Linked DNA regions of Mus musculus: region 1 is linked to region 2. A link is a loop called in an ENCODE intact Hi-C map of the cell type or tissue named here. Cell type or tissue: heart. All regions are shown on one strand. Each heading gives the region's core, and the rest is flanking DNA. Links, peaks and the distances in the headings are about the cores only.

Region 1 (12,451 bases), core at 2,341-10,340, 65 kb after region 2:
AAGCACTGAAAGTTTCCCAACCAGCTACTGAGCAAAAGCCAGACTCCTTAGCCTGCCCTGGTTCCAGAGCCAGGCTTGGATGTGTGCAGGCCCCACAGCATCCTAGAGTGCCTGCGGGCAAGCACAGTACCTATGTGCAGAATGGGTGCCCGAATGAGTCTGAGCAGTGGCTGCCAAGATGTCTGTTAGTTTTTTAAACCACATTTTATTTAGTGTGTGTGTGTGTGTGTGTGTGTGTGTGTGTGTGTGTGTGAGTGCACAGGCATATGTGTGTTTGGATGTGTGTCAAATTCAGACGTATCGAGGTCAGGGGACAACTTTCCTTTTCTTTGTTTTCTCTTACTGAAAATAGATTCTTTTCTCATATAATATATCCTAATTACTGTTTCTTCTCCCTCTGTTCCTCCCAGTTCCTCCCCCCCCCCCCCATCCAGAGACTCACTTGATCCCACACTCAGGGATCCCGTAGAAACACTAACCTGGAGGCCATACTATATACACAGAGGACCCGGTGCAGACCTGTGCAGGCCCTCTGCTTGCTGCTGCAGTCTCTGTGAGTTCACATGAGTGTGTTCATGTTGACTTAGAGGGCCTGTTTCCGTGGTGTCTTCCATCCCTCTGGATCTTAGACTTTATCTGCTTCTTCTTCAATGGGGACCCCTGATCTCTAAGGTCAGGGATTTGATGGAGACATCCCATTTAAGGACTGAGTGTTCCAAGGTCTCTCATTCTCTGCATGATGTCTGGCTGTGGGTCTCTGTATTTCTTACCAAGTGCTGCAGGAGGAGGCTTCTCTGAGGGTGACTGAGCCTGGCACAGCTGACCTATAAGTATAGCAGAATGTCATCAGGAGTAATTTTATTATTATTATTTTTAAGACTAGTACTATTTGGGGGCTGGAGAGATGGCTCAGCGGTTAAGAGCATTGACTGCTCTTCCAAAGATCCTGAGTTCAAATCCCAGCAACCACATGGTGGCTCACAACAATCCTTAACGAAATCTGACTCCTTCTTCTAGAGTGTCTAAAGACAGCTACATTGTACTTACATATAATAAATAAATAAATCTTTTTTTAAAAGAAAGACTAGTACTATTTGATTTTACCCTAGGTCCCCAGGCTATCCAGTCTTTGGTTGTCAGTCACAAGTGCAGGGTTGGGTATGGGTTCTGTCTTATGGCATGGGCCTTAAGTGAGATCAGATCTTGCTTGGTTACTCCCACAAGTTTGTGTCTCCACTGCACTATCGTATCTTGCAGGACAGATTGTAGACCAAAGGTTTTGTGGCTTGGTCAATGCTCAGGGTTCTCTTTTGGTAGCATGCAAAGAACCTTCCCATATCAGAGATGCTAGAGTGTAGGGGTGAAGGCTCTATGCAGGCACCAGCTTGACTACTCCATGTTCACTGAGCTGGATAAGCATTGTCTTCAGCAATGGGGCTTTGCCATAACTTTGGGGAAAGCAATCTCTTTTCTAGCCAACAGCTTAGATTATTTGAGGATTCACATGGAACCCTTTTAGCCAACAACTCAATTAGGTGTAACCCAATCCCAGTACTGGAAGCTTTAGTGACAGGAATTGGCCAGTTAGGACTCTGCCTCCTCCACTTTTTGGTGATTTCATTTAGATCACCTTTCCATGTCCATATATTTTAGGAGGTTTCTAGTACTATGTTAGATTTTCAAACTTTCCTTCAAATGCCCCTTAGTTAGTTCTAGCTGTATCTGCCTGTATCAACCCTCTTTCTTCCCCCTACTTAATCCCCCATTTCAGACCTGCCAATCCATTCATAATTATCTATTCTATTTCCATTTCTTTCTGCACTCTGTCCCTTCTAGTCCCTTCCTTACTCTGTACCTACCCTCTGTGGTTCTAGAACTGTCCCTGGGTCATCACTGTCTTCAGAGCTAATAGCCACGTAATAGGCGAATACATACCGTATCTGTCTTTCTGAATCTATGATACCTTACTCAAGATGATGTTTTCTAATCTCATCCATGTGCCTGCAAATTTCGTGATGTTATTTTATTTGACAGCTGAGTATCACGCCGTTGTGTAAGTGTACCACATTTTCTTTATCCATTCTTCCATGGAGGGACATCTAGGTTGTTTCCCATTTCTGACTATTACGAACAGAGCAGCAAAGAACATGGTTAAGTAGGTGTTTCTGTTGTAGTATGAAGCATCCTTTGGGTATATGACCCAAGAGTGGCATATCTGCGTCTTGAGGTAGATCAGTTCCCACATTCTTGAGAAACTGCCACTCTGACTCCCACAGTAGCTGGACACGTTCACATTCCCCCAGCAATGGACGAGTGTTCCCCTCACTCCACATCAGAGGACAAGGTTCAGGAGTTCTTTCTGCCGTGTGAGTCTTGGAGATTGGATGGAGGTCCTCTATCCTTGCCTATCTATCTCCATGGCCCAGCCTGTCAATTTCTTGAGTATGTTATTCTTCTGCCTGCTTCAGGGACTTTGCACACTTTGTTCCTTCTGCAAGGGACCCATCCTTTCTTCCCTCTTTGCCGTGTTCACATCTGTCAACTCCTTAGCTCTCACTTTAATATCACTTTCTCTAAGATTCCCAACTCCCAAAGTAAGCCAGGTTTTTTTCTTCCCCCGTGGCACATCTTATTGTGTGATTATACACAACTGAGCTAAACACTCCAGCCTTCCATGAAGATAGTGGGTCTACTCTATGGCTGGTGCCAGGCACATGATACTTTATAAAGAGCTGGCAGGAAAATGATGGGATGGATGAATGTAAGTTCCTTCATAGACTCCCCTTTGTGGAACCCCTGTGTGGTTCAAGTCATCCGCAGACAGCTGCAGAGCGCGCTTAGATGGCTCCTTAGAACATTGGGATAAATGTGAAGTTCTACCCTGGACAGCTCAGTCCCTAGGTGCTCCAGCTCTTTCTTCCTCTCCTCTGTCCTCTTCATTACAATGGCCTCCCAGGTCCTCCTCACTCTCCAAGCCCATTCCTGCCTTGGGCCTTTACCGTCCAATCTCACCTTCTCAGACCAGCAGTTAGCATCCCTGCTACTAAAGAGTATCCCCAAACCCCTGTTATCCCATTCTGTGCCTCTAAGTCACCACTCTTATGACTCCGAAGTCCTCTTGTTTGTCTGTTTGGGTCTGCCACCGCTGTAGGACACAGGTCCTCTGAGCCAGGACCTTCTTGGTCTTGTTCATCACTAGATCTTTAGCCTAGTGCAGAGCAGGCACCCCATCCATATTTGGTGAACATGGGAAGAGAAATAAAGGCAGACAAGGGGGTGGGGCTGTCTTTGTGGTTCAGCCCCTTCCTGGATGGAACCCAGGGGCCCCTGGGCTAGGGCCTGTAGGGTTGCCATGGTAACCACTGACTGACCTGAGGAGCCCTTTGGAGAGGCAGGCCACAGCTGCTGCCTTCTAGGGTCCAGATTCTGTGTATCCCCACCAATGTGGAGTCAGGAAAGAGAGAAGAGGGACTGGGAGAGAATGATCCAGAGCAAAGCATGGCCTGGTGCTGGAGGTTATGGACAGAGATGGCCATGGCAACGCCATTCCACTGGTAATGACCTGGGCTCTGGGGAAGGGAACCTCAACACAAGTCCTCCTTGGCAGCCATCCATGGGGCATATCAACCCTTTCATGTAGCTTTTTTTTTTTTTTTTTTTTTACAGTTGTGGGTTCCTAAAAATAAGCCCTGGCACAGTGTCCTGAAAGATGGCTTAGACAGAGAGCACGAATAACACCTTCTATTAAAAACCTGGTGACACTTCTGTCAGGCAGCCTTTTCTCGGGTGTTGCATAAGACATTCCTGTTGGCATCAGAGCTCTGTTTCATATGATGCTCCCCAGGAAGCCTAGCTGCTTCCGAGCTGCCTGCACAGTTCCCAGGCTGGGGAGCCAGGCCTTTGCAAGCTGCTCCCAAGGCATTCTCACACCCCTGGCCTACCAAGTCTTTGGGCCACAGGTTGGCAAACTCTTCACCTTTTCCCGGAATCCACTTGGCCTTTCTCTACCCCATGCCCTTGTCTCTAACTGCAGCTCTTGTGCCTAACATACCACACTTTCCTTTTCTGTCTGACTGGTGGGGAATCCTTGAAGCATCAGCCAGACTTAGCCAGGCCGAGATGGATCTGTCTTCCTTCCCAAGGCCACAGGCTCTCTTTGGATGCCTTGCTTCCTTGCTGTGTGTCCTGGATCAGGATGCCGGCTTTGGAGTTAGACCTGACTCAACTCAGCCACCAGCCGTCTGAGTTACTCTACCTGGATTTGCCCTGTCTGTCTTAGTTTCTGTCCAGCAAGTCAGAGCTAGTGGGCTGTCTGCCTTGGTTTCTCTGACGAGAACAGAGGAGGCGTGTAACCCAAGGTAACTGAACTGGCATGAGGTGAACACTCAGTCACTGCTACAGTTCATAGCCCCCACCCCCACGCTGACTCTCTGGCTTCATCTCTCCAGAAAGCTCCTGGGTTCTAAGAGACAGTGCCTTTCCAGTTTCCTATGCCCCATGAGGCCAAATGGGTCCAGCACTTTGCCATTGCTATTTTAGGGCATCTTTGGAGAACCCTGGCAGGCAGGGATTTAGGAACCTGGGACCCACCCTCACGACCTCATAGCTATGAGTGGTAGCACCGGTACTTGGTACTTGAACTCAGGTGTTCTGACTCTAAATCTCACAGTCCACCAAGACCGAGTCTGCCTTCTCTCCCACCCTGTCCTGCCTGTAACGCCCTCATGACGTCATGTCAGGCATCTTGGACCTTAAAGGGAACATGATGCTGGCTAACTTCTGATTCTTCAAAGGGCTTGCTCTCTCCCCTTCGTCTTTGCCTAAGTTCTTCATCTTCCAAGGCCTTTCTGACGGAGGCTCTCCCTGTCTGTGACTCCAGCAACTGGTGTTTCATTAGTCATCTCTGCCAACTGTTTTCCTAACTATTCATAGCTCTTGGGGACAAGATATTGAATGGAGCAAATAAGGCTGAGGAAACTAAATTCTAGAAAACAAATCTGTAGGTCTTGAGATCCTAGGCCCCAGGGCTCTAGAGGAAAGGCTTCTGTTAGAATTATAAGAAAGGCACATGGCAGTAATTGTAAAATGAATACATAGACAGCTCCATCTCAGGTCCCCAAGAACGTGTCCCCAAGCTTTCACGAGGCTTTGGCTTTTAAGATTCATTTTAATCAGTGCCCTACCTTCCACCCCTCAAGTTATGAATGCATTTGTCAAGCAGAATTCTAAGCTCCAGGTGCCTGGGCCATGGTGTCTCCTGGATGGGGCAACTTCCTATTTCTTCCACCACCTCCTAGGAAATCAGTCCTCTGTATGGTTCTGCTCAGTTTCATCCTATGAAATGGAGAAAAGTTGTGGAAATCAGGGTTTCTCAGTCTTTGAACCAAAGTGAAGAGGCATGAAGGGCTGCCTGTAAGTAAAGCTGGTTAAGGTCCTGAGGAGTAAGACTCATGGGCAGGCAGAGTCTCATCCTGCTTCGGGCGGCTGGGAGCCCAGCTTGTGGTACGGCCCAGGAGGCTGAGCTCGCAGTCATCCTCATATCCTTTGCGACATTTGCCACAAGCTTGACTTTCACTACAGGAAGTCATCACGTGTGAGTGGTGAGCTCCTTCTGCACTGGAAGAGTGCCAGTGTGGCCGCGCTGGTCACAGCTGGCCGCGCTTTGTGACTTCCACTTCAAGTTCCCATATCTATAAATAGAGCTATCAAGTCATGGCGAGAACACTGTTTTGAGGTTTAATTTAGACCAATATGTGACAATGCGTTCTTGGGGGATACTTGCCACATGGTAGGAACTTCTTATTGATGGAGTAGTGGAGAGCTGGCGGGAGAACATATTTGATATGGTTTATTTAGTGTGTGCAACATCTCTGGGGCCAGGCATAGCAGACAGCTGGGTTCAAGATGGAAAATGGGAGTTGGGAATGGTGGCACATTCCTGAAATCCAGCGTATAGGAGGCAGAAGAATTGAAATGTAGAGGTCAGCCTGGGCTACAGCCTGAGACCTTGTCCAAAACAAACAAGCAAAGAGATGGGGAGGAGGCTGGAGAGGTGAGCAGTTAAGAGCGCTAATTGCTCTTCCAGAAAACCTAGGTTTGGTTCCTGACACACGCATGGTGGTTCACAGCCATCAGTAACTCCACGTTCATGGGATCTGACCCCAGAGGGCAACAGACAATGTACATACATGAACACATGTGCAGGCAAAGAGGTCATTCATGTCAAATAAATCTATAGGCTCCTACCCTCAAGAGTTCAGGAGATAGCATCTCTCTAGTACAGCTTCTTACATCAAAAAGGTGTGTGTGGGGGGGGTGGAGGGGGGTGTGTACATGCATACACACACACACATACACACAAAAGCACAACATTTTGCTTATCCTAAGTTGAGAAAAAGTCTTTGATGTGCTGTGCTTTTCCTAGCCTTGAAGATGAGGAAGATTAGAGAATCCTACAGCTGTGTGGACAGGTGTGCAGCTGTGGGGCCAGGTCTGCAGCTGTGGGGCCAGGTCTACTTATAAGTCACACGTTCTTTGAAATCTCATGGCAGTAATGTAGCATGTATTGAGGTGAGACTGGGCGCCGTGTGCTTGGTTCTAGTGGAGGGTCAAAAGAAAGGCCCAAATAAACTCCACTCCTGAGGTGTTTGAGCTGCCAGCTGAAGAGCCCGCCACACGTGCCAAAGGCTGACAAAGAAACAGGCAAGAGTATTTAGCAAAAATTATAATGTGTAGGTAGAGTTTTATTGAAAGTTCTGACACAAATCAGGTTTTGCTTGAGGTCGCAGCGCTGACACTGTCTGGGAGCCGTGTGGGAGGCAGGAGAAGGAGGCTCAGCTCCCACGTGGAGAATTGAGGTTATGACCTTGGGCTGCTGATCCTGACCTCTACCAGCTGGGTGACTTTGACCAATCATCTACTCTCTATAAGTTTTAGCTTTCTTACCTCAAAATGTATTTCTGCTCCCCCCCCCCACCCCCACCTCCGTTCCCTTTTCTCTTGAGGTGGAGTATGGATATGTTTGCCAGAGGTTCTCCACCTTAATTTTTTGTTTTATTTTATTTTTGGTTTTTCAAGGTAGGGTTTCTCTATGTAACCCTGGCTATCCTGGAACTAACTCTGTAGACCAGGCTGCCATTGAATTCAGAGATCTGCCTGACCCTCACTACCAAGTGCTGGGATTACAGGTGTATGCCACCACATTGATATGGTGTCTCTCCTAAGCCTAGAGTTTGCCTATTTGGCAAGATTGGCTGGCCAGCGAGCCCCAGAGCTCTTCCTTTTTGTTCCCCAGCACTGGGATGATAATCTGTCACACTCAACTTCTTACGTGGATGTTAGGGATCTGAACGCAGGGCCTCATGCTTTCTCGGAACTGATTCTCCAGCCCTAACACATGCCCTTTAACAACTTCATAGAGTTCTTGTGATGAGCCATATGCCAATTTGAACACTGTGGAACCCATAATTGTTCAACATGGGTTAGCCTTTGTTCCTGAATTGCATACACTACAAAGGTAGATGAGTTATAGAGCCTCATTAAAATTCAGTATAGACGCCATTCTGATTGAGATGGCAAACCCTACACAGTCCCATCCCAACCTCAACTGCAAAGTTTCTGGAAGCATGGGTACTCTAAGTAGTCACACCACAGTCTGGGCCCTTCGAGTTGACTCTGTTTGACAGATGGCCCCAAGGACATTGACCGACAAGAAGATGTTTAGAAAATTGGATAGTAACAAAGCAGGAGAAATTTCTTCGAAAAGTTGATGAAACAACTGGGGGCCTTGAACCAGAGACATGGAGACATGATAATTGTGTTCCCATCTCTGCCCGGTGTCAGAGACTGGACTCATTTGGGTGTTCCCTAGGACAGCGGAGAGCAGCCTGGCTGCACAAACAGTGTATCTTAGGGTCAGAGGGAGCCATGTGTGTGCGACAGTAGGCAGAAGAAAATACTCTCCATCACATCTTGCTTCTCTTCCCCTCATGGCCCTTTTTACTGGCCTCTGTCCTTGGGCTGGGCTTTTCTCTGTCTCCAGTGCTGGGACTGAGCCACAGAAGGCAGGAACAGGGGAGGAACATTGTTGCCTGACTTGGGACATGGCAGTCAGGGGCTGTGCCATTCTGGCCTGACTCGGGACATGGTGGTCAGGAGCTGTGCCATTCTGGCCCACCGGATGTGGAGAATAAGCTCCTCCTCTCTGGAATGTTGCCAAGTTTTCCAGAACACCCGTCCTCTTTGTGCAGAGGGTTTTCATGGCTGAACCAGGCCTTACCAAGGTTAACGGGACTGGCTTGGGTGTAGTCCATTAATGGACAGGAAGAATCTCTTCCTAGTCTCATGGAGAGGAGGGTGTGTGTGTGTGTGTGTGTGTGTGTGTGTGTGTGTGTGAATGAATATTCATGCGTGTGGGTGCACGTGCGCATGTGTGTATGCATTCCTGCAGAGACAAGAGGACATTTTCAAGTGCCACCCCTCAGGCACTGTCCACTTCATTTTTGAGACAGCCTCACTGTCTTAAATGACACATGGTAGATGAGGCTGGCGGGTCAGCAAGCCCCAGAGATGCGTCTTCTCTGCCCCACCAGTGCCAACATTATAAGCATACACCACCTAGCTGAACTCAGGGCCTAGCGCTGGCCTTACTGAGCCATCTTCCCAGCTCCAGACAGTGATGTGGTTTGATGGAGACAGATGCCGTCATGATCAGCCATGGATGCAGCCAGGGACCCGTGTCAAGGCAGGACGGGGTGAGGAAATCACAGTAGCAACATTCTGGAGAACCCTGGAAGGGTTCTGGAGACCCATTTGCTTTGGGCTACGATGTGATAGCAGGCAGACACCCACCTTGCACATCCCAGCTTTGAAATGTTACAAGCTGCTGCCTTCCTTCCCCACTGTGTCTTTGAGCTCTGTGGTCCTCGGCATTGCTCAGAGGCACCCGATTTCCACATCCTCTCAACAAGCTGGTCTTTGTTCCTCTTCTTGGATCTCCTCCCCCTACTTGTTTATAATTTTGGAAGCAGCTTTTTAAAAGAACAGTTCGTTGGGACATCACTTAGAACAGATCCAGCACTTCTCCGGGCTGTTTGCTCTCACTTGGTCCCCACTTGAGGAAACATGCCTACCTGCCTGGCTGCTTTATCCAGCCCGTACATAACCTAAGGTACTCGCTGAAGACTTTTCCTCAGCTTTTGGAAATATAAGGATTCCTTCCCATCGCCGAGCCTCCCTCTAGGTCACAGCTGCTTTCTAGGAAAAGCAGAGATTAAAATCCTCCCTTCTGAGGGTAGTTTCAGGAATGGTGTGAGATAATCTAGAAAGGACCTAGTTTAATAAGATAGGAGATCCCAGGCCCCCATATTGTGAGGGCAATGAGAACCAGGGGTGGCAGTGTGAGCCTGCAACCCTAGCATGACAGGCCAAGGCAGGAGGGTCACCAACGTAGGTGACATAGGGACTTCAAAGACAAAATGTCTACATTTTGAGACGATCTGAACTGAAAGGAAGGTGAAGAAAGCAGCCATGTTTAAACTGCATGGCTATGAATGTGGCCAGTCCTAGCCTAGGGCCACATATGCAATCCCAGGAATTGCCACATTATATAAAATCACAGTGTAAAGAATACAGAACTTGTTGGGGCAATTGTTTAGGGAGTCAAGGCTCAAAAGCAGCCAGTGGCACATAGTAAAATAATAATGATGATAATAATAATAATAATAATAATAATAATAATAAAACCAATAGCCCAGCTTGACTGTTAAGAAGTCTGCAAACACAAAGGCCTGAAGATTGGTTTTGGAAGCAGGGATCAGGATGGTAACACACTGTGAACTCCTGTCAAGTCCTAGAAGTGGGTCATGCAGGCAGAAGTGACTCTCTCTGAGAATCCTGAGTAGTAGGTGGGTGTTTGAGGCAAGAACATTGGCACATTCTTTTGGACTCTGTTCAGAAGTTTGCAGTTTTCTTACTTCATCTGATTGTTGTTACAGAAGAAATGGAGTCCAAAGAAACACCAACCTGGCCCCACACTCAACCCCGCCCCTCTGGTATCACTTACAGTGGACTATGTTGTATCCAAAGGAGGCAAGGGGTTGCATGTAGCTGATGTTGTTGAATGGTAGGATGAGTAGCGGGTATTATACAAAATGGAGTACGCCTTATGCTACATTATACAAAAATATAGACTCTTAGTTAGCTTTTGAAATTGGACAGAAAACCATACTCCTTTAGATTTTGAAGGTGTTACATAGAAACTCTTGCAGTTTTGATTTCTCCTCTCACTGCTTGGAAGAGACATCTTTGGGAATCACCTGACCAAAAAAAGGAGGTGACTTCCAGGTTCCCTGCCCTTCTCCACTTCAGCCAGAGTCCCCTGGGTTTTGTTTTTAGTTGAAGAAAAGAGTCTCCTACTGTGACAGCTAGGTTTGGGGAGCATTGCCAATGACTTGAACAAACTATGTTTTGCAAACCACATCTCAGGAACGTATCTATCTCATGTGTAAAGGAAAGATGATCCCTCGTTGGTAATACTAGGCGTCGAGTGTTCCAGAATTAGTAGAATTTGACCAAGAAATCTTCAAGTGAGTCTGCAAATGGCCATGTGGCCTGAAAGCTACTTGGCAAACTTTCACCAGCAATAGTGCATGTTTAGCAAAGCTACACAGACAGTCCATTTCTGGTTCAGCTGATGTGTAGGAAAGCTTATGGTAATATACATCTACTGTATTTGCGATGTTTCTGTCTCCTATAAACAGAAGCCTGGTAACTGATTGACTGATTGATTGATTGATTGTTTTTTTTTTTTTTCTTCTGTAGAGAGCTGGATTGAAAGATGTCTCAATGAAAGCGAGAATAAACGCTATTCCAGTCACACATCTCTGGGGAATGTGTCTAATGATGAAAGTAAGTGTTTGACTCTCATTCCTTTATGACATCCCTAGCCATGCTAGAATCCTAATGGGAGGGGTGCACTTCTGTTTAGCAAACCTTTACTCCGGCAAGGCCAGGGCAAATCACCTGGAACAAGACACTCTCTAACCAGGAATGTACTGCAGAGAGAGAGAGTGGATTCCAGTCACATGGACATGGAAATCTGGGCCAGAGCAAAGCCTGGTTTGCTGTTTACACATCTGCCCTCCACCATGGCTCTTCTAGCCTGGTTCCCTGAAGATTCCCCTCAGAGTGAAGCTATGAGTGTGTGTATGCAGACCCTGTGGGGAAAACACTTTCTGTACCCACTGTTGATGTGGCTGTGTTGGAGGTTTTCTGCTTTAGAGCAACACATTAATATCCTTGCTTCTGGAAAGTAGAGATGTCTTCTGGACCTCAGGTTGGAGCCAGATGTTAATTGCAGGATGTAAATTCCCACGTTTGCACCTTTCTTTGTGCTGTGACTGGCCTCACAGTTCAGGACTTGTATGTTCACAATTGGCATTAAAAGGGGGTGTAGCTCACTATATCATCCCTGTGGGGCAGAAGAATCTTTCTCCTTTGGGAGGGATGCAGTCTTATCTTAGCTCGGCTTTCTCCAAGCCTGAGCAGGGACCTCCCAGCCTGAGCAGGGACCACCGGCCACCAACCCTTTAGCACATTCTTTAAACTTGTGCCTTTACTGTGTGGAGGTGGACAAAGGCATAGATAGCCTTGGTAGATAGAGCCATGAAGTTTTCCAAGTAGCTGAGCTGATGTAGACCCCCAGGTGTGGCCAAGGCTTCCGGTGGCTCGCTTCCCTGCCAGCCTCGTTGGACTCATTCCTTTCAGTGCTAGCTGTTCACAACAAGTGCATGACATCATCACTGTGGCTTTAATTTGCATTTCTCTGATACCTTGAGAGGATCTTACCACATGCTACTGTTCTGCAGCCCTCTCATGTCTTCCACCTGAGTGTTTTAAAAAATAATGCTGTCTTCTCTTTAATGATATGTGAGTTGTTCCTACAATCTATCTAAGGGGATTCACCAATAAGAGTAGCACACATATCTTCTCTCCGTTTGTGGCTTTGCCTACTCTGTGGTTTTTTGAGACAGGTTGTCTCTGTATAGCCCTGGCTGTCCTGGAACTCACTCTGTAGACCAGGCTGGCCTCGAACTCAGAAATCCGCCTGCCTCTGCCTCCCAAGTGCTGGGATTAAAGGCGTGTGCCACCACTGCCGAGCCTCATTAGTAATTTTCAACAAACATTGGTCCACTTCTGGAAAAGAGCATCCATTGCCCACTGACAGGCTCCTCTGTCGGGAATCGAAGGTCATATGTGCAGGCATCCAGGTCTTCTGGGTTATGTTCTGCACTGTTGGTCTCTCTGTCTCTCATGCACCAATACCACAGCACCTTTATAGACAGTAGTGCCAGCTAACAAAGACCTCACTGCATTTCTCTTTGATGTCATTTCTTTGGGGACAGGGGCTCGCTGCTTAGGCATGGCTGGCCGCAACATGCAAGCCTCTCGC
Region 2 (12,451 bases), core at 1,888-9,887:
GGGGAGTCGTATGTTCCTAGGACAGCCTGGCTGGTTTGTTATCTGCTTTTGGTTTGGGTTTTTTTTTTTTTTTTTTTTGGTGTTTGTTTGTTTGTTTGTGTTTAAGCTGTTGTTAGGGATTCATTTAGTACATGTACGATACACAGATTAGATTACATTTCTACACTAATAACTCTTAAAATAGCCTCTCCAGCAGTTGGCAGCAAGTTGGAGATTTTAGTTTCATAGATCATCGGTGTTGGTCTCTGCTCAATCAAAGTCACTTCAAGGTAACAGGATAATAAGTAGCTAAATGAAGCCACTGGGGACAGGAAGTTGACCTTGGTAGCTCTGTGTTGTGCATGATCAAAGAGCTGATAAAGATGAAAGAGGATGGAATGGGTGGGTAAGGTAGAACAAGAGATTCGCCAGGGTGTGTACCCAGCGTAATGAGCCAAGACCACGATTGGCCAGAGAAGGGTTTTCTCAGTCCCTGCAACATTCCCCTCTCAACCCTCCGCAACTGAGGTGAAGCCAGGTGTGGAGCCACAAGCCTTTAATCCCAGCGCGTGCCAGGCAGAGACAAGATGATCTCTGTGATTTCAAGGCCGATATGGTCTACAGAGCAAGTTCCAGGACAGCCTGATCTACATAGTGAAACCCTGTCTCAAACAAACAAAATAAAAACACAAAAAATAAAACTTCAACAATACCAAAAAGCAGGACTAAACTGACAGAGCCAGTGTAGCAGAAGGGAAAAGTCTTGGATGAAGACCAGGAGACCAACACACTCTCAACCCCTGCTGCGGCATTCTGCAGTAAAGAACCTCTAGTCTATTCCCTATGACAGTCAGAATCTTCACACAGGCTTGTTCTGGGTCTTTGCCTGATCCTTTATGAATGCCATCAGTGAGCTTACAGCCCAAAGAACTCTTGATGAAGACTATCTGGGGAGAGCAGGGTTGCTCAGTGAGGGCCTCCTCTACAGCCAAGGGCCAGCATAACCTGTGTGCTTTCAGAGGAGGCAAGGTCTGCATTGGTTTTGAGTTCTTTGAGGAGTTATGATCTTTTTCCATGTTTCAGGGTTTCACTGGGAGTAAGGCTGTGCCTCCCTGTTCAAATGTGATGCCCTTCCAAAGGGGTCAGTAGAGTAGAGGCGTGGGCCTGCAAAGCTGTGTGCTTTCATATCCTGCCATTATCAGCTTGGTTGGTAAAGATACGACGAGATGGTCACAGCATCTCCTTGGACCTCCTTGCTCCTTGGAGCATGCTGAAGCTAGACTTCTTTCCTGCAACAGAAACAAGTGCCTTAGGCTCTTGGGCTCTTTATAAGTTTTACACAGACAAATCTCAAGCACTCTTTTAGTTGGTGCCAAATAATATTTTCATATTGAGACTTTTCCCTCTGATAATGCCTTTATTAGGTTTCATTCTTAGTCTTTTTTAATTCTGTAGGGAAAGATTACATTAGTCTAAGGAGTTAAGTTTCTTCTCAGTGTCCGGGCAAAGCGAATTATTATATTTCTGGATATCCTCTTTCTGTTGCTGCCATTCACAATGAGCAAGGAAAGAGTAGACCCCTTTGATGTGGAGAGGGGAAAAGCAATATATCACTCTCCTGAAAGAGCGTTTCTCAGTCTCTCGTGTGAAAAAGGATTAGCACCTCCAACAAAGGTCCCGCAGATCACAGAACGCAGCAATGCCAGGCAGTGTTTCTAAGGAAAAACTGTATTTGAGCAAGAGTGTTTGCCCTGGCAAACAGAAGCTTTTTAATAACTGCAAATCTGAGATAATGACATCCATTCCTCAGTGCCCCTCCTTCCTCTGAGACCAGACAGCCACTTAGAACGCTCGGAAGTCAACTTTGTTTTGAAGTAAAAGCTTGGGCGTATCAAAATACAGTTTTCACTTAGCGGTTCAGCTTATTTATTTATTCCTGGCTTAGAGAGGATAGTGTATTTATGGACAAAATTTTCTAGAATAGTTATCTTTGACTCTTGCTCAAAGCAAGTCCCATTAAAAGACTGCTTGCCTCTAAATATTATTCAGTAATCTGCTAAGTTAATTTATTAATATTTTGATGAAGTATATCTTAAAAGAAGTTTAGGCTCTTATGTAGTGCCACAGAGAGGCTGTGAGAGTTAACACAACATTTATTCATGTGTGCCAGAAAACCTGAGAGCAAAGTCTGTCCCATTAAACAAGTAAAAACCAGTCTTCCCAGAATTCCATTCATTGTGGTTTTTCTGTAGTGCTTTCTAAACTGGGTGAGCGAGAAGAGCTCAGCCTGGAGTAACAATGACATGGCTGGCATCTTGTCCTCACACAGCTCTTCAGGGTGTTAAAATCCACTGCCAGGCCACCTTCAAACACACTGGAGGCCTTTGGCTCTGCAGCCGCCTGATCCTGCTTGAATGTCTAAGTGGGAGGGTAGAGGGGGTGGTTGACTGAGTGAGGTACTAAAGATAAGGTGCGTTTGTCCAACAGCCCTAAAGCCAGAGTCCAAACAAGTTCACTTACTAATGCTAGAAGTCCGGATTCCACCCACATAGACACCTCGTTAGACACCTCGTTAGTTGTAAGAAGACTTTACTTAATTTGTTTTCTAAGAACAAGTTTTAGCTCCTCTGTGGCTCACTGTAGCCTTCTGCCCTTTCAGTAAACACCCAGGCTAAAGCTTTGAAATTAGGGTATTTAGTGTTTTATGGCCTAGAATAAAAATCTCCTGTTCTGTTTCCAAATAGTGTAGGCTCAACACATTTCATTAAGTTCTTGACACATTTAGCCATGTGTATTTTGTAAAGTTCCTATGGTTATTGTTTTTACAATAGCTGCTTCCAGAAGCACTGTAAGGGTTTCAATTAATCAGCCCTTTGTGTGCCACAGACTATGCAAATTTATCACATCAAACCATTCAGCTGCTCCTGGGAAAGCCGCGTAAAAACGCTATTGTCTTCCTGCACCTCCTCTCATTTAGAGTGATGTTTTAATAAGAAAGTTAATCAAGTTTTCTTATGCATTATTTATCTGTTAACATGTAAGGAAGAGCCGAGTTGCAGTTACATCAGCCGGGATGTGGCAAGCGATGCGCCAGATCTGGAGGTGATAGGACGCGGGTTTTTTTTTTTTTTTTTTTTTTTTTGTCTTCCCCGCTCTCTCCCCCAAGGGATGATTTAAGGTGGTGGTGAGGAAAAGAAAAGGTTAGTTGATAGCTGGGAGAAAGGGAAGAAAGGAGGCCACCTGTGGTAGCCTTCACATTTTGATTTAGAAATTTGCATCTCTTAGGCCCACCGACCCGAGTTTATTAGAAGTACTTATTGGGTGATTGGAACAGTCCAACTTGAGAACGTTCTGGCTGCTGCTTTAGCCCCCCCATGTAGTACCATATTCATCAGCACAAGCAGTTCCCACTAGACACTCATGCATGTTAGAAGACAGCTTCTTGATAATGTGAAACGGCCAGAACACACTAAGGGTGCAGGTTCCAACCTCCACAGCCAGTCTGGGCAGCTGCTCCTGACTGGCCAGTCATTAAGTTGATCTCCTCTAGAGTACGTCCTGCTGAGAGCAATTAGGTTCCTTATATAATAATAATCCCTTGCATTTAGATTTTTGTCTAAGGACCATAAAGTTGCTCTCAGATATTAGCCCATTGGTTCTTCTAACACAATTAATTGCCTGATGGAGCACCTGATGGAGGTAAAAAGACTAAGCTCCTAAGGCTTTATCACTTTTCTTCCTTTCTAGTCAAACACTGACGGCCTGAATAGTATCTGTTAAACAGAAGAGCATCAGATTAAATTAAGGTCACCTGGTTCTTTGTTATCTTCCCTCCACTGGAGTGTGATCCAAGGAGAGATGAACTCTACAGATACCATCTCGTCATGTTCATAAGCCTCATGAACATGGCACAAGTCGTGTTTGTTCCTTCACAGTCCAGACCACAGACTCCAGACTCCTGGTGCCATGCAACTGTAGGGAAAAGGCTCCCTTCCTACAGTGCAACTGTAGGGAAAAGGCTCCCTTCCTGCTGTAACTGTGGGAAAAAGGATGACTTTCTCTGTCCTCCCAAGCAGTGTGAGTACATGGCCTCCTGATGGTAAAGTATCTCCCTACGCGAACCCCAGTGAGTTGGTTAGGCTGTAGTCAGTGTGATGTGTTAGGCTCTAGCAGCCTCCCTGTGATGTGTCCTACATGGCATTCAGCTGCAGGGAGTGCAGTTATGCTTCCAGCATTTGCTCGGATTGATCTATGTCAGCTGCATCTCCTGCCTAGAGTTGTGTCCTCACCTCCTTAGAGTGTTTGTCACACAGTGCATCTGAGTGCTGTGTGACAACCAATAGAAAACTGCATACTAGTCAGCCCTTTCTGGGGGTGTCTCCTCAGAAATAGCTCTTGCATTAAATAGATCACTGCAGTTGTTTTTTTTTGTTGTTTGGTTGGTCTGGTTTGGTTTTGGTTTTTCGAGACAGGGTTTCTCTGTGTAGCCCTGGCTGTCCTGGAACTCACTCTGTAGACCAGGCTGGCCTCAAACTCAGAAATCCACCTGCCTCTGCCTCCTAAGTACTAGGGTTAAAGGCGTGCGCTACCACGACTGGCTGCAGTTGTCTTGATAAGGCTTTAGCATGGTAAATTTTTTTTCTCTTTTGGAGTGGTTTGTTTGTTTGTTTGTTTTTGAGACAGGGTCTTGCTGAGCAGCCCAGGCTGGCTTTGAATTCAGAATTCTCCTGCTGCTCCAATACTTGCATTACTGGCATGAGCTACAACACATTGATTTTTTTTTTTCTGATATGTTAACTTGTCTATTTAAAGTGTTCCAGCACACAGATCTAACCCATTAAAACTAATAGGTCAGTTACCATAATATTAGTTATTAGAAGTGCATTCTAAGAAAATGAAGTGATTCATAATTCCAGCTGTATTTTCTCTGGACAACCTGTACCTACATGATTTTTGGGTTGCTCTCTGAAGCCGTAGAAATAAAGACAGCAGCTTGGTAGTGGAACCTGCAGTACCTGGGTCCTCTGAGAGTTTCCCTGGACTCCATAAGTTCTCCTTCTCTGCCCTTGGAATTAGTGTCAGTGCTGATGGAGTGACACTCTCTTGGCAGGGCATCGTCTGCTCCTAACTTTCCCGGCTTCTATTTTTCTTCATGAATTTGTGTTTGCTAAGAGTCCTGTGATACAGTCTGTGGCCTAATTCCCAGTTGCCTCCAGTGAGTACATCAAAGTTCCTGAGCAAAATGTATTTGCATTTTGCTACCAGGAGGCTGTGCTATAAACAATGGAGTTGAGACATCAGCACCGGCCAGGGGATGAAATTTTATTTTACAATCTGAAGTGCTGTGTAAGCATTTAAGGTATGAATCGGTAATCATTTCCCAACAGCTCCCATTAGCCATGCTTTCTTTGCAGCCCATCCGCTTTCCTGGGATGCAGGGTGGGAGTTAACTCTCTGGAGCACACTGCGTGGCATTTGCATTTAAGCCAGCATTCAAGGGAGGGCACCACAACTTTCTAAAGTTCTTAGTGCCAGAATGGACCTTATGCCTCTGCTCTTTGATGAAACACAGTTTTAATTTTTCATTGCAAGAAAAGAGAAGAAACCTTCCCAATGTTGTGAAGATTACATATTTCTAAACCAGAGAAATGTAAAAGAAAAAAAAATATATATGGGGGAAAAGTGGGTTTCAAAGGTCAGGAACGTTCTTTACCCCTGATGGATTCAATAAAATGCAGACTTTAAAAATCATCTGTCTAATTTGAGATTCAAGATCATCAAATTCTGTCTAAATATTTTGTTTTAACTTCTAAGCTCATTATGGCCCCTTTGTGTTAACTTGTATTAAACTCTGTCAGCTATGACTGGTCTCATAAGCACAGTCAGTGGGGCAGAATAAGTTAATTATTTACTTGTGTCACTAGTGCTCTTCATTTAATGAAATGCACAGCTGTGTTGGATCTGCAGTTGGATGTGTAGCTCCCATTGTTCAGCAAGTCAGCAGAGGGGAGAAGCCGTGGTGATGGAGAGTCCTCGCCTCTCTCTGCTGCTCTGGCTTTCTGTGTCGATTTCATGGGTCTTTTATCACTCGCTTTCTCACAAAACAAACAACACAGGGCTGTCTGCTATGGGAACCATCTTGGCATATAAAAGGGGTTTCAGAGGCTCAAGTAATTTTAAGTTAGCGAAGATTTAATTTTTGGCTTACAGGTGCCCCTGGTTCAAATATAACCAAAGCAATTCTATTATAAGACGGAATGGAAAAAAAAAAGCTCCTTGTGTATGTTTTTGTCAGCAAATGTCAGAAAAAGGCAGAAGAGAAAACAAAACAAAACAAAAAAAAAAAAAAAAAAAAAAAAAACTTCCCAAAAGGAAGCTGTGCTGTGAAGAGTAATCGGGCCCAGAGGAAAATGACTAGATTCTGACTGTAGGAATGAGCATGTATGTCATCTTAATAGCCTGGTGAGGTTAAATCAGCTCAATTAAACACGTCAACTAAAACCAGGCTACCAAGTCTTCCGTCTTCCTGCCATCCCTAAGTCCCAGCCTGCCTGAACCAGTTCCCACCTTCTCCTGGTGGTGTGGAGGGTGGACCGCAGCCTCTCCCAGGCTGACACCAGCATCCCTGTGGGTCCTGCCTGAGAGGCGCTGCCTTTTCTCTTTGGTTTTGTGTTTAAGGGCTATCGGAACCCTGACTCTCACCAGCCTTCCCAGGCTCTACCCCGTCCTTGTGGAGATGCCGAGTCCAACATGTTGTTCTTTGCTGTACAGTAGTGGCCTCAGGGTACCTAGATTTCTGATTTGCTCTCTTTCAAAGTAGGCTTCAGTGACTTCCGGCCTCTGTCAGATCCTTTCAGTATGGATAAGATGTGGCTTTAGAGGGAAGGGACACGTCACACAAGACAATGGCACACAGCTAGATTTGAGCTACAGCGTAGCAAGTGAGTTTCTGTTATTTATACAGGAAAGCATGAATACCCATGGTATGATTAAAAAAAAAAAAACCTTTTCAACCAAAATAAATATCAAAGAAACTGTACGTCTGCTCTGGAATCCAGCTCTACACGCCCTAGCTGCAGTCTTGTTGGCAGCCACTAGAAAGCAGAGTGTTAGCACAGTGTAAAGAAGCAGGCAGGCTTGTTTCCTCTGTTTAGCTCTTCATGATATGCACATCAAAAAGGTTCCATTTTAAGACGTTTGGGGGTCCTGGGGATGCTTGCTTATCATATCTTAAGTTTTAACTCCAACACGGCAATAGTAACAACTTAGTATTTTTTTTAAAGTGGCTTTAGTTATATAGAAGACAAACAGGAATGAAAAACTTGGGTTTTTTTTAGTAGGTCCTGAAATGGGTTCGTTCACACCCAGGGGAGAGGCGTTTTCTTTTATTGCTGTTTCTGCTGTTACACTACAGTGAAAGAGCATCAGTCTCTTTCCTCTGAGCAGTCCTGTGCAAGCCTTCCAGCTCTTAGATACATTGTAACAAATTCTGTCCCACTCATCTTCCCAGGAAAAACAAATCAGAAGAATTAACAGCTGTGTAGCAGCAAAATCTCTGCAAGCTTAGAACACTGTTCCGGCCTGCTCAGGTCTGCTACCCTAAGAGAATGCGGGTGGAGTGCTGAGCTGGAAGGCCCTCTGCTCCCATTCCATTCTTAGAATTCCGTGTCTAATTCTGGCCTTTTGCTCTAAGAATGAATTGGCTCTTACTTTTCTTGTTGGTCTTTACAAGTTCAATCAAAGATCACTTTTCTAATGTGCTGTAAGCTCTAAGAATTAAAATTCCTCCGAGCAGGTTAAGCTCAGCCAAGGAAGCCCTGGCAGGTGGCCACCCCTGCAGCCAGTGTGTGCACCTGCTAGCGTTTCAGCCACGCCCAGGCTTCCTTTCCTTTGCTTTTTTAATGATTTCTTTTTATTTTTAATGTATATACATTGGTGTTTTGCCTGCATGTGTGGGTGTTGGATTCCCCTGGAACAGGAGTTACAGACAGTTGTGAGCTGCCGTGTGAGTGCCAGGAACCGAACTCAGGTCCTTTGGAAGAGCAGCCAGTGTTGTTAACCACTGAACTCTCTCTCCAGCCCCACACACAGATTTGTTGTCACAGGTTTTTAAAGCCACATTTTACATATTTAGTCGAATTCAATCATTCTTTGTTTGGTGGTCAGAGAATTTGCATTCCTGTGGTTTGGGCACAAAACCCAGCAGACCACAGCCTAGCCGACAAGGAGCAGAAACCGGGGATTGAAAAGCTTCCCGAATGAGAGCCCGCCTGAGACTGCCCTTTGGTCTTCGTGGTGCTCGGAGAAGGTGGTGCTCGGAGAAGGTGGGCAGGCAGCCTGACAGCACCATTGTGTGGCATGCCAGCATGCCAGTTCACAGCCTACAATGCTTTTCTGCAAGGAGAGTCATTTTTGAACTGTTTGGCTAGCGGGGTTGTTGGAAATTGCTTTTGTTGCTCTTGATGGAGACCGTGGGGAGGGTTTTAGAACAGTGGGAGTAGAGATAGCAGCAGGGAGATCCCAATTAAGTACTGTATTCTTCCCCCTGTCCATTTGCTTTACATGCCATAAATCTCCTCTCCCCCAGGTGTCTGTGGCCTGATCGTCCCCCAGGAAGACATGCCGTTCTGTGATTCTGGCATCTGTCCCGACATCATAATGAACCCACACGGCTTCCCATCAAGAATGACGGTCAGTTACCTTTGGGCTTTTCAGGGGTGCTGCTCTGAAGGAAAGAAGCGGGCAGTTAGTTTAGTTACAGTGAGTGGCACCCTGTCGGATAAACGGACTCCTTGTCCCTGTCACTCACTCTCCTCTGCAGCGAATGACAAGTGGTTTTGCACTTAGTTCATGTGAGTGGCAGTTGTGGCCCTCAGCACAGAGTCCTGTGTGCTGAGCCTGCTCCATGTCTCTTTCAGCAGTCACTTCCTGTAATCTGCAATCGTATCGCTGGCCATGTGGCCTTGGCCATGGTGCTTAGCTCTCTACTCGAGTTTCAATATCTGAAAACTAGGGAACTCAGTCAGGGAAGTTAGTCACGTGGGCCAGGGCTCTTCAGCATGATACCTGCTAATGCTGGTGTTGGCAATGATTCACTTTTGGTGGTTGTGGTCGAAGCCACTTTTTTGGAACATAAGCCAAAAGGCCGAGAGAACTGACAGCCCGGGCGGGCACTCACCTGGTTTGTTCCCATCCCATCTCAGGTTGGAAAGTTAATTGAGCTGCTGGCTGGCAAGGCAGGCGTGTTAGACGGCAGGTTCCACTACGGCACTGCCTTTGGAGGGAGTAAAGTGAAGGATGTGTGTGAAGATCTCGTTCGCCATGGTTACAACTACCTGGGGAAGGACTACGTCACCTCAGGCATCACAGGGTGAGTGTGCTGTTAAGCACTAGAGATCGGAGGCGAGGGCCCCAAGAAGGAGTACTCTAAGATATAAAGTTCCAAGACTGCCTTCATTGGAAGGAAGGAATGCTCAGTGCTTTAGGAAGTGTGATCCTGTCTTGGACAGGCCACATTTAGGAAGCCAGTTGGCTACTGAGGACCCCCAGTTGTGTCGGTAAGGCTGTCGTTTTAACAAGCTCGGGTTTCTATGTTGCTTTTGTGGCGTACATTAACTGCATCTGAGGCAGTGCTGCCCAGACTGCTAGCTTTGCGCCGAGCCCCAGCACTGAGTGCTTTGTCTCGTAGCCTGGAGCCCAGTGTTCACACCTAATGTGTGTGTGCTAGGCATTGACAGGATCACAGTGCAGAAAACCACAGAGCTGGCCATTTCGATTTGTTATTAGACATGGAGCAGTAGCAAAAACAAGGTAATTTCCAGCAGGCCCGCAGTGACTGCTTGCCAAGCAGGTGGTTGTCTGGTTTGGTTTGGCTTTGAGGTTTTTGTTTTTGTTCTGTGTTGCTGGGGACTGACTCCAGTGCTTCATGCATGCTTAGAAAGCACGCCATGACTGAGCCTCACCCTCTGCCCGCTGATCACCCAATTAAACTCCGACCTAGTGCTGCCTGTCCCTGCCCTGCTCCTCTCCACAGCCGCCGTCCCTCGGACGTGTGCCCTGATACTGCTGTCTGTCTCCCAGCTGAGACACAGCCTCTGGGAGAGCAGGCTGCTGTGCTGGTTCCACTGCTTGGGCTCCAGAACCTAGCACAGCGCCTCCCAGCACGGGTGCTTCAGCAGTGCCTGATGGGTAAATCCGAGAACTAGCTCTCAGCACATGAAGACAAGGGCAAGGAGAGAGTGCAGAAGGCATGGAGGAACAGAAGCTGTCATTTAGAGTATTGTACAGAGGAAAGTACACTTACTGAGTAAATCCCAAAAACTGGTAGGAGCCACCCAACTGTTATTCCATAAGGAGGTAGCTCTGCAGCCTAAGGGTGAGGTTGGATAAGATAAAGTGAAGGGTCTAGCTGTCATCTTAGACAGACACAAGTCCATACAATTATTGTGAACGATGAGATCTTGAAACTCAGCTCACATGGCACATATGATCAAATCGGCTGCTTGCATACCCTGTGGCACATAAAGTACCCAGGGGGCAGAGACAGAGCTTAGCAGTTAAAACACTGGCTGCTGCTCCACAGGATCCGAGTTTGGGATCCAACACCTTCTGACCTCCAGGGGCTTCTAAATTGATGTACATGTGCCCATGTAAGTACATACACACACACACTCAAACACACGAAAGCACACAGAGAGTAAGAGAGTGGGTGGATGGGTGGCTGAGTGAGTGAACCTTTGTACTAAGACCTCAGAGTCACGTTGCTTAAGCTGTGAGCCACCGAAGCACAGGTGCAGGTCGGCAAGGGCATGGGCAAGGATACGGTGCTTAACTGTGGTACTACAAAGAAATGCTCCAGGAGGGAGAGACCCGCCAGGAACCCATTTCTGCTGAAAATATGCATCCAGTGCTTTGTACAGTAACTGCCCAGATGGCAGTAATACGGATTTCTGTAAGTAAATCATTGTTGGGATGTTTAAAAAAGCAAAACTCATTTTATGAAAACTCAAATGATTTCCTCCATTTAAGTATGGTGCAGTCAAATAGTTAGTGTTCTGTCTCAAAGACACACAGTCCTCGCTGATCCTGCGGCTTCACTCCTACTCAGAAATGATATTGTCCAGAGAGTGTGCACAGCCATAGGACCCACTCAGTGCAGCTTCCTAAACATAAGTGCGCTGAAAGATTAGGCTGGGCTGCGTGCCCTGGGCTGTGCACAGCTGTGAGGACAGCGGAGGGCTACACTGCTTCCCTTGGCACCCACATGGGCTGCATGCTGTGTGCTGTGGACAGCTGTGTGGTCAGCTGTGTAGACAACCATGTGGACAGCTATGGCCACACCGCTCCCTTGGGGCCCATGTGGGTGTTCACCCCTTTGCATTCACCACGCCAAGGCTTGAGCAGCACTGCTGAGCCTGTCCAGATTTCAGTGCATTTGTGTCCCTCTGCCCGCCTTCACTCATGGTCCTGATTGTAGCTAGCAGAAATTGCATGTGGCTTTACTCTGTTGACGGTGGAACAGCAGAGGTCCGTGACTTCTACCGTGAGTTACCATCCCTGAGGACCTCAGTCATGCATTAGGACTGGAAAGACCCTTTGATACACCTTGATTCACAGTCAAGAAAACTGAATTGGGGAGGTCGTGCAGTATCCATGACAGACTGGGACAAGTCTCTCAAGGCCCTTGCCACCATGTCCTGGGGTGCCTGTGATGAAATGCACAGAGTGACTCAGGAATTGCAGTAGACTTCCCTCCTGCACTGGCACATTGGCGCTGGGACGGGCAGGCTGGGCCATTGCCGGCAGCGGCCTCTCTGCACATAGTGGCTTCCTCAGCTCTTCCTACTTGGCCCGTGCTTTGCTCAAAGTGAACCTGTTTTTCAGATAGGCCACTGTGGCAGCAGAGAGAGCACTGGATCTGAGGCTGGTCACACCACTCACTGGCTCTTACCTAACCTTTCGGGCTCACTGGGCCTGTCTCTACATCATCAAAAGTGGAGGCTCCATGTACCTGGATTCAACAGCGCTGGCGAGTACTTCCCTTTAAGGAAGGATACTTGGAGAAAATGAAAAGATTTTTGAGGGTGTCCATTCCTTGGCTGTTTGCTTCAGACGGGACTTTTTTTTTTTTTTTTGTCCTAACACTTATACACTCATTTTTGAGATTCTTGCTATATTTATTCTTTAGTGGAATAAGTAGTGTAACAAACATTTATTGAGCACTAGTTGTATGCCAAGCAAGATCATAGATGCTGGAACCACTGTGGCAAAGGAGACAGAAGAACTGGCTTCTCACAGGAAGACGGACAGTAAGCCAAGAGACAGTGGTTATACACAGGTGCTGGAGCACTACAGGATGGAGTGAGGGAAGGGAGGTGGAGCACTACAGGATGGAGTGAGGGGAGGGAGGTGGAGCACTACAGGATGGAGTGAGGGAAGGGAGGCGGAGCACTACAGGATGGAGTGAGGGAAG

Evidence for each region. Hi-C counts contacts between places; a loop is a spot of excess contacts. Peaks named below come from ENCODE experiments on the same cell type or tissue, not always from the same donor. Only the 100,000 strongest peaks of a DNase experiment are listed, where the experiment ranks them.
Region 1: it touches region 2 in a loop (12-fold over the local background); 4 of 42 quality-filtered maps call a loop at or near these places.

Annotation. Positions count from the first base shown.
Region 1 is chr10:84,769,194-84,781,644 of GRCm38, forward strand. Rfx4 (regulatory factor X, 4 (influences HLA class II expression)) reads left to right here. Exons shown (of 18, transcript NM_001024918.1): 2 at 10,822-10,908. Among named protein-coding and RNA genes, the nearest start is that of Rfx4, 19 kb to the left of the region's middle. In heart, for the core only: no CTCF peak of the experiment used is centred there; DNase peaks (open chromatin) are centred at 3,808 and 5,608; H3K27me3 peaks cover 156 bases.
Region 2 is chr10:84,705,063-84,717,513 of GRCm38, forward strand. Polr3b (polymerase (RNA) III (DNA directed) polypeptide B) reads left to right here. Exons shown (of 28, transcript NM_027423.2): 24 at 8,567-8,670; 25 at 9,183-9,349. Among named protein-coding and RNA genes, the nearest start is that of Rfx4, 45 kb to the right of the region's middle. In heart, for the core only: CTCF peaks have their summits at 5,234 and 7,048; a DNase peak (open chromatin) is centred at 2,359; H3K27ac peaks cover 1,783 bases.